2 separate regions of the Mus musculus genome follow, and region 2 is linked to region 1. A link is a loop called in an ENCODE intact Hi-C map of the cell type or tissue named here. Cell type or tissue: heart. All regions are shown on one strand.

Region 1 (2,500 bases):
CTGTTTCTCTGTCTCTCTGTCTCTCTCTACCCCCCCCACACACACACGCACACACGTACACACATTGCATCGTGTGAGTTTTTCCTGAGGAACCATAATATAAATGTCTATTCACCCCAGAAACAGATGGAAAACCAAAATAATGATTCGAGTGAAGTCCAACTTGGTGGACCAGAGAGTTTATCAGGGTTCCTCGCAGGAGCACAGGGAGGAGTCTCTTAGAAGGGCAGGTAGAACTCCAAAGCAGCTACATTATGGGAAAGCCCACCGAGTATGGGCAGCAGCTCACAAAGGCTGCAACCACGCTAGTTCTCTGCACAGCTTACAGACAGCCTCAAGGAAGCTCTCTGGTTCTCCTGGCAACTGTTTACTGAAACTTACAACCTTGAGCTGGGACCTTGTGGATCTTATTTTCTGGGCTCCCTCACTCTTGTAAATTTGGCCAGCTTTCTAAGTCTTTTGCTTCTCATTCCCTCCAGGAGGGAATGTTTTAATTAGGAGAAAATAGCTACGGACAGACCCAAGCTGGTGATGCCATCCTAATGTAAGAGGAAAATTTTAGAAGCAAAGCATTGCAGCCCTGAGTGGAGAGTGGAGGAATTTGGCCAGAACTTTTTTTAAGAAGATGAAAGATGCCTGGAGTCTGTTTATAAGTTGCAGTGACAACCCCCATTGCAACCCCTGGAGGGCGCAGCCAACATTCACCCGCGTTGGCGTTGGCGTTGGCGTTGGCGTCCAGGAAGGTGGCGCTGAGCACACACTGAGAGTGTCCGCCCTCCAGTCCTGCCCGGGTCCAGGCTGTACATTCGGTTCCTCCACCGGGTCCGTGCTCTGCAGCGACATTTCTGCAGCCCACGCAGGACTCGCGTCCTCAGCCTGCCCACAGAGCATCGCTTGGCCACCATACTACTCAGTAATAATCTCATACATCAAAGCTAGGAGAGCCAGGCCCTGCCTAGGAGCGACTGCGGTCGGCATGGAATATCATTAGTAGGAGCCTCGTGCTCCTCGCCTTCGTATGCAAACTCCCGGGCTCCCTAGAGTACTTCCTGAGGAAAGTGCTCTGCACCACGGACATTTGTTATTTTACAGGAGAGGACTCAGAAAATCCGCAGGGACCCAACCAAATCAACCGATGGTCCTGAACCGACTACCACGGCCTCTATTGACACCTAGTGGCAACCGCTGGAATGACAGCTGGCTCTGGCGCACCCTCCAAAGCTGCTTTGGAAAAAGCCAAATATTGCTAATACAGGTAATTTACAAATATTCAAAAGGAGGACAGAGGGAAGAAAAAAATTTTGCTTTCACTATTTCTTTGAGGATCTATGAACCATAACATCATGGTTAAATATTTTAACTTGGAAAAGGGAAGGAGATATCGAAGGAGAATTGAAGTCCTAGCCATCCATGTCAGGAAAAAAAAGCTGGGTCACAAAGAAAAGAAAACAGAGGGACAGACTGGAGAGGCAAATGAGACCCAATGAGACAACACACATGCTCTCATTCCACACATACATGACTGTGTAAAGGCCTTTGCAAGCCAAGCATAGAGACACACATCTGTAATCCCAGCCTTGGAAGGCTGAAGCAGGAGGACTGTCATGAGTGTCAGGCAAGCCTGGACTATAAATAAAGACCCCATATCAAATTTTAAGAGAGAGAGAGAGAGAGAGAGAGAGAGAGAGAGAGAGAGAGAGAGAGAGAGAGAGAGAGACAATGCAGGCCAGACATGGTGGTGCACAGCTGTAATCCCAGCACTTGGAGAAGCTGAGGTGCCAGGAACACCATTTCAAAGTTAGCCTGAGCTACAGAAGAAGAAGAAAGAGAGAAAAAGAAACAAAGAAAGATGGGGAGGGAGGAAAGGGGGAGGAGAAGGGAGAGAAGAGAAGAGAAGAGAAGAGAAGAGAAGAGAAGAGAAGAGAAGAGAAGAGAAGAGAAGAGAAGAGAAGAGAAGAGAGAAAGACAGAGACAGAGGGAATGTCATTGCAGCAATATTTAGGATAGCAGATCCTGGCATGCTGTATAAATAAATGTATATACCTAACATAACACATTCCATGCAACAAGATTCAAGTCCACAAAAGAGAGCTTTTGCTATTTCGTGACTCCGTCCTCCACCAGCTTGCCTGGTGGGTGCGCACACGCATGTGTTAGAGTACATGCACTTTTGTGTCATTCCTCAGGAGTTATCCACCCTTTTATTGAGACAGAGTCCCTGGCTGGCATGGAATTCACCAAGCAGACGAGGCTGCCAGGCCTCTACTTGTCTCCACCTCCCCAACATGGGGATTCCATGTGTGCACATGGGTTCTAGGGATCAAACGCAGACCCTCGTGCGTGCTGATAGAGCTGTCTCCCCCGCTCTTTATTCATTCTTAGTACAAAGAATGTGGTTTCCTGTGAGAAGTGGGAAGAGGTGGGGAGGGGAGGAAGAGAGAGGGGAGCCAAGCCGAGGCTGTCACTCCTCTCAGTTTGGAGTCTGCTGCCGAGGAGACTT
Region 2 (2,500 bases), 600 kb before region 1:
GTGTTACAGGGTGGTAAACACATATATAAACTAGAAATTTAGTTCTATTGGAGAATGTTAAATACTTAGTATTCCCTGGGATATACTTTATTAAGACTCATCTTTGCTAGGTGGTGGTGGTGCTCGCCTTTACTCTCAGTACTCAGGAGGCAGAGGCCAACCTGGACTAAAAAAGTGAGTTCCAGGACAGGCAGGACTACACAGAGAAACCTTATCTCAAACAGAACGAAACAGAAAAACAAAAAGATGACTAATTTTTACAGATATTTTTTAGGTCAATTCTGGCTTGCAAATGCAATGTTTGGCTTTGATAAATACAATGTAGCAGGGGCATTGAGGAAGATCCAGTGAAGTCCCTATTTCTCTTAAGCCCTGTTATGTTTTTCCCTTGGTTTATGTCTTCCACATGAAGCCAGTAGCTACTTCTTTCCCTCGGAGATGACACCACACTCTTACTTGTCTTGTTGAATGTACATCTCTGCAGTGGAGCAGAATTGAAATACCATTACAGAACTAATGTCTGATACCTAGTTATACAGAAATTATAAGTTTTTTTTTTTTGGAGGGGAGAGGGAGGTGTGGACTGTCTGGATTTTTTTCCAAGTTTTTACTAAAAAAAAAAATTGTTTATATCTGAAAATAGAATTGTACTAGAGGAGAATTTGAACCCAGAACACAACATTTGAGGTTGTTTTCTAACGATGACATCCTGGTCAGGGCCATGTGTCTTGGTTGACCACATGGCCTTCTTAGGGACAAACTTCAGACCTGCATACTTCCTTTTCCCGAGCGACAGGGACAGAATTCTAGTCCTTACAACAAGGATCATCAAAGAGAACGTTTGCAAGCTGTTTGTAAAAGATACTTTTATCATAAGAAAAGCAATTTTACTCCCTCCAGAATCTGTGTATCAATTCAAACATTTCCCCACAAATACATTCCAGTTGTCTTACATTGTTAAACCCTGCATCTTTTATCACCAACTCGAAATCCAGCTTTCAATGGGAGACATCTATTTCCACAATGTTCAAAAAAAGGATGTTGGTTTTCATAGTAAAAGCTGATATTATTATTTTAAGGGGCCACAATGTCATGCAGGGTGCTCACCTTTCCTGTGAGCCATTTTTACCAAGGTGTATCAAGTCATAAAGATTTCTCACACCATACGTTATTGCAACATTTCTGTTCTACTAGTAGCCTTATTTAGTCCATTGTATTAATCTTACTAAGTCAAATTTCCAACTCTCAGTAAGTCTTAGTTTATTTAAGAGCTCAGAGATGTGATCAGGAGGCGCTATAAATTGTTTACTTCAGTCCTTCTTGGCGTCTCCAGGATCTTGGGGACCCTATCCACTGAGCAGAAGAGACAAAATCTCCTTGTGCAACTTCACTTGGTGAGGAATTAACAGCATTCAATATGACCGCTAGGTGGCAGTGTTTCCCCGGGATGCTAAGGGAGCCTTGCTCTTCCCTGGGCAGCTTGGGGCAGAGTCTGAGCTTAGGGAACATTTTAAATACTGATAAAACCCAAAGACAGCCAAGTCCCAGAATGAGGAGGGCTGCTAAAGCAATTCAGAACCTTGGGAAGTAGAAATCTAGTTCTGATGTCAAGAACTGGGTTTGTAGAGACACTAAAATTGGATACATTTAGGGGCTGGTCACATCTAAAGAAGGAAACTTTTTGAGCCCCTTTGATTTTTAATTAATTTTTTTAATGGCTTGTCTTATCATTTACTAAGAAATTATACTGAGATCAAAAATTTTTTTTTACAAAAAGAAAGTTTCAGAACTCATGTACACTCAGGGCATGCTTTCTCAGTTAAAAGACTTAATGATTAGATGATGATGATGACAATAATAATAATAGTAATTAATAATAATAATAATAACACATGCGCACACACACACCCCTTAACAGATCTCTCTTCTTTCATTAAGTTGCAATAAGCTTTTGTGTGCTTTTAGAGGTTATAATCACTTATAACACCACTAGATATTTTCTTTGCTTGTTCTCTCTCTCTCTCTCTCTGTGTGTGTGCGCGCACACACATTTTCTTTATTTTAGAACTTGATAATTCTTGGTTCTATTGAATCTCCCTACCCCTCCAGTGTTCCTACACCTGATACGTTCAGGTAGTTTCCAGCAGTTCCAAATACGACAGACCACATTGGTTGTATTTCCCACAGTGGGAGCCCTGATTTTCTCTTAGGATCCCAATCCCTTTGATTAAGAATGGTGTGTTACCAGGGAATAGCAGAAGCACCTTATCATGCTTTGACAGGGCTGCTTAGCTAGGTGACATGACAGTGCACATCCTTAAATCCAGCCTGGGATCAGAAAGCCAAGAGAAAACACCAAAGAAGTTCTTTTAAAAATTATGTAAATTAGACTAAACAAATGAAAGATAACAGCATTTATTGTTGACATCACCAATTAGAATACTCCCCCCTTTAAGAAAAACAAAACAGAAAACAAAATGTAAAGGACTCTAAAATAGAC

What was found. A loop is a pair of places that touch in the nucleus more often than their neighbours do. Peaks named below come from ENCODE experiments on the same cell type or tissue, not always from the same donor. Only the 100,000 strongest peaks of a DNase experiment are listed, where the experiment ranks them.
Region 2: a loop joins it to region 1, with 13 times the contacts of the local background. A loop is called at or near these places in 15 of 42 quality-filtered maps.

The regions. Positions count from the first base shown.
Region 1 is chr9:100,445,421-100,447,920 of GRCm38, forward strand. No RefSeq gene overlaps it. Among named protein-coding and RNA genes, the nearest start is that of Gm28166, 3.3 kb to the right of the region's middle. In heart, a CTCF peak has its summit at 1,190 (motif pointing left); a DNase peak (open chromatin) is centred at 1,031; H3K4me3 peaks cover 798 bases; H3K27ac peaks cover 438 bases; H3K27me3 peaks cover 1,061 bases.
Region 2 is chr9:99,845,574-99,848,073 of GRCm38, forward strand. It overlaps the pseudogene Gm518. Among named protein-coding and RNA genes, the nearest start is that of Sox14, 29 kb to the right of the region's middle. In heart, a CTCF peak has its summit at 1,424 (motif pointing right); no DNase peak of the experiment used is centred here.